Regions from separate parts of the Homo sapiens genome. Here region 2 is linked to region 1. A link is an interaction called in ENCODE POLR2A ChIA-PET data of the cell type or tissue named here. Cell type or tissue: PC-9. All regions are shown on one strand. Links, peaks and the distances in the headings refer to the core of each region. The heading gives the core; the rest is flanking DNA.

Region 1 (6,187 bases), core at 693-5,692:
ATTTAAGATAGAGTTATTTCAAATCAAAAGCTGAATATTATTAAAATGAAGTGAAAGGTTTTTTTGTTGCTTAAACATTGACCATTAATGAATTATTGACAAAGTAGAAAGGTTAACCCCCAAATGTATAATATTTATTTTCTAAAAAGTATTTTTTATATTTTTCTTGCCTTGGGTCAACAATAATGTTTAAAAATACAGAAAACTATGTGGTAAAAGAAAGTGTGATGAACACAAAAGGAAAACTGTTTAAATGAGAGTTTTCGATTGAGAGGAAAAGTGACAAAAACTTTAGTTACTAATTCCAATGTAACTCCTCCAAATAATAAAAACATCAAATCTTTCATTGTAAAAATGGTATTATTGACAAAGAAGAGTTATTTTAAGAAAGAAAAAAATGCCAAGAAACAAAAGCTTCCTAAATACTGAACCTTTTACAGACTTTAAGAAATAGGCCACAGCTATTATTAATCTAGGGGAGGAAGTCCCTGATTTGATAAAATCAGTGATAAAAGAAATCTAAAAGAAACCTAAACACGCTAGCAACTTCTCTGTAAGTGTGAAGTTATAAACTTAATAATGTTTTTTAAAGAGAACTAAGCAGAAACTAGCCTACTATTGAAATATTGAAGATAGTTGCAATTCTTTTAATGATGAATATCTTAGACAAGTCCATCAGTCTCCGTGGTTATCAATAACACTTTTGAAACTTCATTATGTGCCAAATGTTGAAAATGGTTGCATTTCTTTTATTGCTGAATATCCTAGACAAGCCTATCAGCCTCAGTGGTTATTAATAACACTTATTAAAACTTTATGGCCCGGCGCAGTGGCTCACGCCTGTAATCCCAACATTTTGGGAGGCCGAGGCTTGTGGATCACCTGAGGTCAGGAGTTCAAGACAAGCCTGGCCAACATGGTGAAACCCATCTCTACTAAAAATACAAAAATTAGCTGGGCATGGTGGTGGGTACCTGTAATCCCAGCTACTTGGGAGGCTGAGGCAGAAGAATCACTTGAACTGGGAGGTGGAGGTTGCAGTGAGCTGAGATTGCGTCACTGCACTCCAGCCTGAGAGAAAATACTGAGACTCAGTCTCAAAAAACAAAACAAAACAAACTTTATTATGTGTCAGACTGTATGCAGGGTTCATATAGAGGATTTTATTTTATCCTGTGGTAGTAGCTATTGTACTCTTTCATTAATGGGAATATTGAAGCTTATAAAAATTAAATAATTAGGCCAAATCACAAAACTAGATGAGAAAACTCGGTTGAACCCAGATAGTTAACCACAGAAAGTTATAAATTAAAATTTTTTTTTAAAATACCAAGTAAAAATCACAAGTTGTGGAAAAACACATACAGTTATGCTGTTTTGTTAAATACATAGAAGTATATAAAGCATACGTATATTTATATATGTACATATGTATGTGTATGTATATGTGTATCTCATGGTCTTTCCTGTTTGCAGAGACAACTAATTAACATGAGCAAGCCCATCTGGGATCAGCAGAGTTAGCAGAAATAACCTTCAAAGCCTGAGAAATATTTATTATTTTACCCCACTGTATTTGGTAGTGGTTAATTATGCAGCAATAGCTACCTGATACAGAACATTTGCACTTAGTGATTGGAGGCCAGGAATTCTAAACAATGGAGAATTGTCCCATCCATGTGCCTATAATATTTATTGAAAAATACTGAATGACTCCTACCTATGACGAAGTGGTAAGAAAGAAAGTGTCCCCGATGGCTAATTGTTCACACTTGAATTCTAGAATTCAAGATACGTAATTTTCAGTTAGCACATGGTGATCTTTACTTAGGAATTGGCAACTGAGATTTTTCAAACCAAAGGGCAATTAAGTAACTCTTATTCCAAAGCTCAGGCCAATCTTTCTCTCTCTCTCTCTTTTTTTTTTTTTTGAAATGGAGTCTTGCTCTGTCACCCAGGCTATAGTGCAGTGATGCGATCTTGGCTCACTGCAACTTTCAATGCCAGAGTTCAAGTAATTCTCCTGCCTCAGCCTCCTAAGTAGCTGGGATTACAGGCATGTGCCACCACACCCAGCTAATTTTTTTTGTTTTTTTCGTTTTTTTTTTTTTTTTTTGGAGGTGGAGTCTCTCTCTGTCACCCAGGCTGGAATGCAGTGACGCAATCTCGGCTCACTACAAGCTTCGCCTCCCGGGTTCATGCCATTCTCCTGCTTCAGCCTCAGGAGCAGCTGGGACTACAGGCGCCCGCCACCACGCCCGGCTAATTTTTTTGTATATTTTTTAGTAGAGACGGGTTTCACCGTGTTAACCAGGATGGTCTCGATCTCCTGACCTCGTGATCCGCCCGCCTCGGCCTCCCAAAGCGCTGAGATTACAGACGTGCGCCACCGCGCCCGGCCTAATTTTTGTATTTTTAGTAGAGATGGGGTTTCACCATGGTGGCCAGGCTTGTCTTGAGGCCCTGACCTCAAGTGATCCACCCGCCTCAACTCCCAAAGTGTTGGGATTACAGACGTGAGACACTGCACTCGGCCTGTCAGGCCAATCTCTAAAGAGGAAAAAAAAAATAAACATGCTTCTCTGTTCTCCCCAGTTTTTACGTCACTAGCTAGTAGTAATTCAAGCTCAAGAAAACTCATTGGTTTAGAGTTGTGCAACTGTAATGCAATAAAGAGATAGCCATGGGCTTGAAAAGGGCAAAGTGTCTGGTAGCTAAGGGCTCATATTGGGTATTCTGCAGCTGTCCGGAAACGTAACGACTGAGAGTAGATTGTAGATTTCCCACCAGAGCTTCAGTGGCAGAACCAGATTCAGAATTGCAGAACTGACAACACCCCTCCCATCACCCTCTGGCTTATTGTGGGTCTTTGGGCTGAATATTTTAAAGCCTTTTAAAGAGAGAGTTAATTAAGACCTCATAAGTATTTATAAGAAGAAGATAATAAAAGGAATATAAGTTTCCCATAGTTGAAAAAGAGACAAGCAATATGCTGGTTATTATTACTACAATTTAAGGGTCCAAGCCTTGCAGATTGCTTTTACTCCACTGAGAACCTCGTTTCTCAGCTCTACAGGTTCAGAAATTTTATGTTGGACAGATTGATTTGGTTTCCTCAAATGCACTGTTATTAAATTCACAGAAAACAGAAACGCTAGAGAAGTAAATGGATTAAAGTACAATGAAGACATAACAAGGTCAAAACGAATTAATCCCATCAATGGTCCATGCATTTTTTTGTCCAGTAGAGAAATATATGTGGGAAACCAGAGTAATACAAATATAGGTTACTTGATTAATATGAAATACAGTGAATACTGTAAATGCTTGTTAGTTCCAGTCAGTGTTTTAATGCCCAACTTGTATACATCTAATCAATCCTCATAACAACACCATGAGCCAGGGTCTATTATTATTTTTAAAAATGAGAAAGTCAGGTTAAATACCTTGTCCAAAATCACAGTGCTAAGAAATGGCAAAGCTAGGGTAACTCGTAAGTCAGATTCCTGAATCTGCACTTCTAACTATTCTTGAATAAGACTTAGTTGATATGGAGAATTATTTAATTAGGTTAGACCAGCTCGTGGAACTACTTTGTTTTTACTAGGTTCTTATCTCCACAGTGGTGATGCGTGATGTGACAGAAACCGCTGGTTGTCTACTCACTACCAACTCTCTCTGTCTTATTAAAATAAATCTAGTTTTCTTTGGAATAGCACTGTACTCATCTGAAACACTGCATTCCCAGCATCCTTTGCAGAACAGTAGCCTGGCAACACACTTTGACCAATGAGAATTAAATCTATATGCTGGGCCTTTTTCAGAAAGTTTTGCTTTCCTCACGTAGCTTCCTTTTCTTGTTATTCTTTTTCTCCTACCTGAAATAGAGAAGTAAAATGGTAGTTGGAAAAGCTATTTTAAGAAAATGAGAATACTTCAACTTGGCTGTCTTGAATAGCACTACAATGAAGATAGGAGGGCAGACATCTCCTGGACACAGACTTCAAGTCTTTGGGTAAATAGCCAGAAACGGGATTGCTGGATCATATGGTAGTTCTATTTTTAGTTTTTGAGAAACCTTCACAGTTTTCCATAATGGCTGTACTGATTTACATTCAATACAAGGGCCCCCTTCGCTCCATATTTTCACTAACTATTATCTTTTTTTCTTTTTGATAATAGCCACTCATAGGTGTGAGGTGGTATTTCATTGTGCTTTTAATTTGCATTTTCCTACTGACTAGGGATGTTGAACAGTGTTTTCATGTATCTGTTGGTAATTTGTATGTCTTCTTTGGGGAAATGTCTATTCAGGTTTCTTGCTCATTTTTTAGTCAAATTATTTATTTTCTTTTTAGCGGGTTGTTTGAGAACAGATGAATGGAGAAAATGTGGTATATATACACACAATGAAATAGTAGTCAGACTTAAAGAAAAAATGTATAAATTGCAACATGTTTGGTATTGGAGAACATTATTCTAAATGAAATAAGCCAGGCAAATACTGCATGTTTTCACTTATATATATGGAATCTAAAACAATCAAACTCAAAGAAGCAGAATGATGGTTATCAGAGTCTGAGTGAGTAGGGAAATTGGGGAGATGATTGTCAAAAGGTACAAAGCCTCAGTTAGACAGAAGGACTAAGGTATTTTTTATTTGAGATGCATTGCACAGCATGACGAATATAGTAAATAATAATGAATTGTACATTTCTAAATCACTAAGTTTCAAATGTTCTCCCCACGGAAATGATAACTTTCACTTGCATCCATGTGAAGAGAACACCAAACAGGCTTTGTGTGAGCAACGAGGCTATTTATTTCACCTGGGTGCAGGTGGGCTGGGTCTGAAAAGAGAGTCAGTGAAGGGAGATAGGGGTGGGGCCGTTTTATAAGATTTGGGTAGGTGAAGGAAAATTACAGTCAAAGGGGGGTTGTTCTCTGGTGGGCAGGAGTGGGGGTCACAAGGTGCTCAGTGGGGGAGCTTTTTGAGCCAGCATGAGCCAGGAAAAGGAATTTCACAAGGTAATGTCATCAGTTAAGGCAAGGACCGGCCATTTTCACTTCTTTTGTGGTAGAATGTCATCAGTTAAGGCAGGAACAGGCCATTTAAATTTCACTTCTTTTGCGATTCTTCAGTTACTTCAGGCCATCTGGACGTATACATGCAGGTCACAGCGGATATGATGGCTTAGCTTGGGCTCAGAGGCCTGACAATAACTATTTGAAGTAATGAGTATGATAATTAGCTTTACTTAATTATTGCACATTGTGTTATAAACTATAACATCACTTTGTACCCCATAAATATATACAACTATAATTTGTCAATTTATAATTAAAAATAAAAATAAAGAAAATGAGGATAAAAACCATACCATAACAATGACATCGATGGAGAACAGGGTGACCTGGGAGATTAATGATAGGATAGAGGTGTTATAAAGGCCTCTGCTGCTTTTGTTTTTGACTACCTGTTATGTAAAAATTAAGTAACTTCCAATTTAGTTATTACTTTATAGGCAGATAATGTTGGGTCCCTCATCTGACTGTGGAGAGTTAGAACTCTGCTTGCTTTTATTACTGTTGCAGCTTACGAATCTAAAACTCTACCAGAACGATAGTAATTGCTCAAAAATATTTTGAGCATTTCAATGCATAAATGAGTTTGAATAGACATTGTCACGAAAAGAACCCAGTTCCACCACTATTGTGGTCACTAAAAACAACCACTGACAGAGAAGGGGCACAGTTCTGCAAATCACTGGATCCATTGCCAAGGTCAGCTGTGGTTACCATTGGGAGCCATGGGTATTGAGAGAACAATAGGGAAGGCCTGTTAGCAGTAAGAGGTAGCAAAAAACGGGGCTGTTGATTTTTAGTGGGAGGATCTTTTAGTGTTAAGCTGGATAGTATTTTTGTCTGGGATTTTTTTGGCGAGTTCTACTATTTCATAAGCAGTCACCTTTGTCATTTAGAGGGAGGAACAGATATTTAATCCTTCAATATATTTCATACTTACATAAGGTAAGAAAAACTACACTTTATTTTGCAACTAATATGCCCCAAGCACTTTTCTTATGTCCTCTTTTATAATCCTCATAAGGCAGATTATGTACTTTTCAGTTTATTGATTAGGAATTTGAGGCTCCAAGTTAAGGTCATGTGGCTAGTAAGAGGAGTA
Region 2 (6,187 bases), core at 414-5,413, 150 kb after region 1:
AGCTGTTAAATGTCTGTGTTTGCAGACCAAACAATTGTCACTAGACTGACTATATAGCCTATACAGTAAGAAGGAGGAAATTAATCTGATGCAACATTTCTGATGATTTTTTTCCACCAGCCTATCTAAGAATTTGTGTGGCAGGTATGCAAAAATCAACTTCTAGCAATCAAATACATAAACTAAATAGATTCCAAACGGAAAGTATAATCAATCTATCTCAAATAGAGTAAGTGGACTAATAAGCATATCATCAGAGATGCATCTAAGATTCTTTAACATTCTTCTTTACTTCAGAATGCCAGCTTTACTGGGAATTAATATCCAAACATCAGGCAGCTATTGCCTCCAACAACAATGAAGCTGGTATGGCTTTCAGTTTAACATCCATGATATGCTTCATTAAATATATTTCATTTTACTGTCAGATTTTTTAATATGTCTCTGAGCACACTTCATAATTTTTGAAAGATATTACGAACTAATTTGTTTCCCAGAAAGCATACTTTCCATGGATAATAAGAATCATGATGCATTTTTATGACTTTATGTGTATTAATCAAGAGCTTTTTTTATAATGGAATTTTCCCTGTTCCCAATTCTGCTTCACATATGCTAAGACAATGACAAGTTGAAGTCAACTTCTAACATTAACTTTAAACACAAAATATCTTAAGTGCATAAATATATTAGCAACTTTTTATATTGTAGTAGAAAATCTATTGACCTTAGTGGAGAAATAAAGACTTTCTCCCTCAATGTATCTATTAAGAAGTTTGGTTTCATGAAATTTAGTGATGAACTGTTACATGGTAAAAAATCTTTTAAGTGTTAAAAAGGAAAAGCCACAAGGGTTCTTAAAATATGAAAGAAAGGAAACATTCTAGATATCTTATGAAGATTATTACTTGGATATAATCATAATATTCAGATAGGAGTTACTGACTATATATGCATATCTGTGGAGACTCTGCCTAAAAATTTGAATACATTATAGATATTTAAGTAAACATTTTACTTTCTGATCCATTTCACCTATTGTCCTAAAGAAGCAGAAAGGTTAAAGACCTGCTCAGGTCAGGAAATGTTTGCCAGCCTAATCAGAACTGTCACCTGCTCCCTATTACAACTCACTGTACCCTCTGAGAGTAATAGGTTTGCTTATTTTCTCTTTCTAAATCCACATGAGATAAGAAAACAAAACAAAACAAGACAGTCTTTGGAGTCACAAAGGTTTCATGCAAAATTGATTATAGTTAATTTTAATTGTCACTTAAGGTATTTTCAAATATGTCCCCTTCTTCAACTGGTATTATTGTTTGTTTGTTTGTTTGTTTGTTTATTGTTTACCCAACAAATATGACTATCATCTTTGTTATAGTCAGTAATTCCAAGTGTGCTGGCAGAGCCTGGAAGCCATTAACAAGCAAGTGTGAGAAGTAATTGAAGGGAAGAATAAAATTACACTCTTCTAGCTCCAGGATCATGGTGGGTAATAAGAGAATTAGACATTTTTACTTCTCTAGGATCTACCTTTCACACCAAAATGTCTCTCTGAGTTTATAAAAATATAAATAAATGAACCATTCATATACCATTCTGAAATAAAACAAGCATGTTAACAAACACTGTTAAATGTAGAAAGCATTTTAATACCATTTTTAGGGAAAAGATGGAGAATATTTTGTGAATTTGGGCTATAGAATTAATACTGCTTGGAAAATTTCCTCTCCATATGAATGGGCCAGTTTTTATTTTAATGATTTTTTTTATTTTTAAAATACTTTGATGTAAGCAACTGCTGCAAAATAAACTCTTAAAAACAACACAATCATTTCACTTTATTTTATTTTTCTTTATTCCAATAAGCCTTTTTACTCCTAACACAACTATTTAATAATTAAAATTAGTTACTTCTTTTTTTTTACTGAAAAAATAATTCAACTTAGCTGTTTACAAAGAAGCTGTTGTGTATTTAAATTAATTTCACTGATTTAAATATAATTTACAAAGGGAGAAGCAAGAATATTGAAACTGAAGTAGTAATGCTTGGTAAGAAATGAATGGAAATTTTATTTCAAACAAGAAATCTACAAGATGTTTGTGTTCACGTTTTGTTACTTTCTGATCTACACAAAATTCATTACATTTTTGTTTTCCAGTATTATATAGCTAGGTTTCCACAGCAGTTTTCTACAATGGGAGTATCTTGGGAATATAATTCTTCATTATTTATTCCTAGATTTTCATTTAGGCACAGATTTTATTCCTACATGCCCCTGAGGACTACTCTGATTAGCTCTGAGCTCATTTTTCAAAGAATATGGCAGGAAACCAGCAGGTAAAATCTTAAAATTGCTATGGCAATGCCTTTCCTTGCTCTTTCAAGGTTTACATTTTCTAAAGGAGGCTGAATACCAAGAGTGACATCCACACTGTTTTCAGATCACTTGTGTTAGTATTCAGAAAGGAGACTGATTTACCATGTGTGGGCAGTCCTTCCTTATGTTTCCACAATAATCTCTTAAAGAGTGGGACTGGTATTTTTAACACTATCCAAAGAATGCCTTCCTTTAGTATGTTTACTGCAGAAAATAGACTGCCCCAATATATACAAAGCACTTTCAGAGCTCCTCCCTGCTCTATTTTGTATAAGAATTTGGAAGACTAGGTCCAAGACTCAGTTCTCTCATCAAAGAACAGTATGGCTGTGAACAAAAGAGTTAGCCTGCATATTTTAGTTTCTCATTGGCAAAAGAAGCAGAAAGGATGATGTCGCTAAGGTCACTTCCAGTCTTACAACATTTTGAGACTTTTAGCTGGAAATATTTGAACATGAGAAGCTTCTTTTTCCATCTCTTCCAAACCTTATCTTATTATCAACAGACTGTTTAATTGAATAGGATAAAGAGATCCATGAAAATTTTATGTCAAAGAGGGTTATAATGGCAATCCCCTTTCCCTTGGTGTTGGTAGGTGGCAGTGATGAAATATACAAATACCATCTTAGGGCTTTAAACCACCAACTGATCAAAATCAGTCCCTTGACTCCTCTCCTATTGTCTCCATGAGTCACTGCCCATATTAGATTCTGATGTAAGAATTAGTCACAGTGAGACATTCAAAGGATGTTAGAAAATGTAACCACACTAAGCACTGATAAATGTATATATACATGGCATATTATATTTACTTCATAAATTTAATGTGATTAATTGTTGAAAGACATAAAAAGGATTTAGGTCTCAGGAAAAGAAATTATGCCATTTTATAATAAATTTCTGAATCCAAGATGAACCCTTTATGTAATTATTGATATAGGTTAGCAATTGAACTGAACAATATTTTTGTAATTTCCAGTTTGCATTCTACAAAAGACCAAGCTCTACCTGTAAGTATTACAATGTCTACGTTTTAAAGTTAAAAGGAGAGAGAAGATGCAAGAGGATTTTACTTGCATGAAGGAGTGGAGGATAGAAACTTAGTTAACAGCAGGGATGAGAGAAAAAAATGATGGTTGGATGTTGTGAGAGAGCAAAGAAATGGGAAGGAGAAAAAAACACACAAGATGGAGGGCATAAAGTAGGAAATCCTGGTAAATTACAAAAATGGCTAAAAGCAAAGTAAATCATCTGTGGGCTATAAGCTATTCATAAGGATCTATTATTAAATGTATTTCCCTTGACTATGAAATGAATTCTCCTACAGGGTCAATTTATTATTTATTTTGTCTTGTCAATTTTTAATCTAGGCATCTAGTAATTCTAATTACAATGATGTTATACCTCTCCCCACCTCTTCCTCCAATGAACATTCAAGGATATAAAGGTATTATGTTTATAACCAAATGCTGTTCAGTTATTTCAGTAATCTAAGTGCAAATTTAAAACACATATGATGGTGGCTGATTTTACAGTATACCAAAGTAAAAACATGTATGAAACTCAGTAGGCACAACAATAAATGCCCAGGTGGGTGACTTAATGAATAAATAAAGCACATCTACATGACAATCAGTAGACAGAGCAAAATTCATAGTAAGATTCTTCAGATTAACTCTTCATACTTTTCTTTAACTTTGTGTAAACACGTTATTAACGAATACGGAAATAAATTACCTGCATTTATCACCCGCCCATGATTCATTAGTTTAACTCAGAGATTGGCAAACCGAGCCTGTGGGCTCAATTTATCCTGCCATCTGTTTTTGACAATTCTTTCCTCTACATCTGCAGTTTGGTAATTTTTAAGTGTGCAATTAATATCTGAACCACTTTTTATCTTGCTTTCTATTCTTTCACAGAAAATGAGAACAATCTGAATAAAATTTCGTTAAGATAAAATGACTAATAATAAGCTGTTTCTAAAAGTCAAGTGGAAAAAAAATTTACTATCTAGACCTTAAGGAGAATTGGAACTTTAAAAAAAGGCGCATTTATTTATTTTGCTTTTGGCCAAAAATAACAATAATCGTAATAGAGAATCCATATGGTTAATGGTAAAACACATAAAGAAGAACTGAAACATCTGATAAAGTTTAAATCTCAGCTCCCTTACCATTTATAACTTTTAGACATTGCTTTTAAATCTATAAAATATGGATTTTAATATTATTTTCCTCATAGATCATTGTGCATATTACATTAATATATAAAAGGTGCTTAGAATATAATCTCATACATAGTGCACTCTCAGGAATGTTATATATTATTCATCATATTGAAAATCAACTATACTGTAACATTTGATGATGATAGTTGAACATTTTTGGAAGAAGGAAAATCAACTGCAATCTCAAATCAATGTTTGATGTTGCACAATTAAAATGATGATATTATTGGAACTATTTTGCCTTCATAACACTTAGTGAAGAGTTTGTGTCTGACTTCATACCAGGATGGGAAAATCAGTTAATTTCAGCTTAGTGGTTTCTTTCTCCTCTTAAATAAATATATTTAATAAAATTAAATTAGAAAAAAAAGTAAAATCTCAACTTAGATTTGTGTTAAACTTACTTCTCTGGATGAAAAATATAAATAAATACATAAGGGTAACATCTTTCTTTTTCTCTAAGACAATATTGTGACTTCTTCTCTGATTATATTAATTTTCTGACTGATCTGTCTAATATTGACAGTGGGGTGTTAAAGTCTCCTACTATTATTATGTGGGTGCCTAAGTCTCTCTGTAGGTCTCTAAAACTTGCTTTATTAATCTGGGTGCTCCTGTATTGGGTGCTTATATATATTGAGGATAGTTAGCTCTTCTTGTTGCATTGATCCCTTTACCCTTATGTAATGCCCTTCTTTGTCTTTTTTGATCTTTGGAGGTTTAAAGTCTGCTTTATCAGAGACCAGGACTGGAACCCCTGCTTTTTTTTGCTTTGCCTTTGCTCTATTTATGCTGTGACCATCACTCACTGCAGCCTCATCCTCCTGGGCTCAAGCGGTCCTCCCACCCCAGACTCCCAAGTAGCTGAGACTACAGGCATGCACCAGAACATCCAGCTATTATTATTATTATTATCATATTTTTGTAGAAACTGAGTCTTGCTATATTGTCCAGGCTGGTCTTGAATTCCTGCGCACAAGAATTCCTCCAACCTCAACTTCCCGAAGCGCTGGGATTACTGGCATGCACCACCATGCCTGGCCTCTTATACCTATTTTATTCTAATCTAAGATTTTATTAGTGCATATTGTTTTTAATAGGTACACATAAAATGTGTTTTTCTTTTATTTCACTTGTCACTAAATTTTGGCATGAAGGTTTTTTATGTTTTTAGTGATAAACAGGAGTTAGAGTCACATGATGTGGTTTAATTTTGATATGTTAGACTTTAAAAACATTTCCATCTTAATTTGTATTTTCTAGATAAAAATGTGAATTAGGCAAAATAAAAATGTTTTCCGTTAATTATTTAGTGTATTGTCTGTACTTGCACAGAGAATAAACAACTGCTGCTTTGGCAAATCATAGGATGTCATAAAATGGACACACTATTCATTGCTATTCTTCTGTTTTTACATGTCCTTTCAGAAAAAATATCTATGCATACAACATGAATACATAATGAAAAGAAACAGGCAAAATTCTGTCGGGTGCCTCTTCACTCTGATGATAGTTTCTTTTGCTGTGCAGAAGCTCTTTAGTTTAATTAGATCCCATTTATCAATTGTGGCTTTTG

What was found. ChIA-PET counts read pairs that join two places held together with the same protein. Peaks named below come from ENCODE experiments on the same cell type or tissue, not always from the same donor. Only the 100,000 strongest peaks of a DNase experiment are listed, where the experiment ranks them.
Region 2: POLR2A ChIA-PET joins it to region 1 with 6 read pairs; 2 of 35 experiments call an interaction of 5 or more read pairs at or near these places.

What each region holds. Positions count from the first base shown.
Region 1 is chr18:67,626,244-67,632,430 of GRCh38, forward strand. All of the region lies in intron 1 of DSEL-AS1 (DSEL antisense RNA 1), which reads left to right. Among named protein-coding and RNA genes, the nearest start is that of DSEL, 110 kb to the left of the region's middle. In PC-9, for the core only: no CTCF peak of the experiment used is centred there; no DNase peak of the experiment used is centred there.
Region 2 is chr18:67,780,701-67,786,887 of GRCh38, forward strand. All of the region lies in intron 1 of DSEL-AS1 (DSEL antisense RNA 1), which reads left to right. It overlaps LOC105372172 (a long non-coding RNA gene), which reads left to right. Exons shown (of 4, transcript XR_007066404.1): 4 at 1,382-1,717. Among named protein-coding and RNA genes, the nearest start is that of LINC01903, 31 kb to the right of the region's middle. In PC-9, for the core only: no CTCF peak of the experiment used is centred there; a DNase peak (open chromatin) is centred at 3,071; H3K27ac peaks cover 1,647 bases.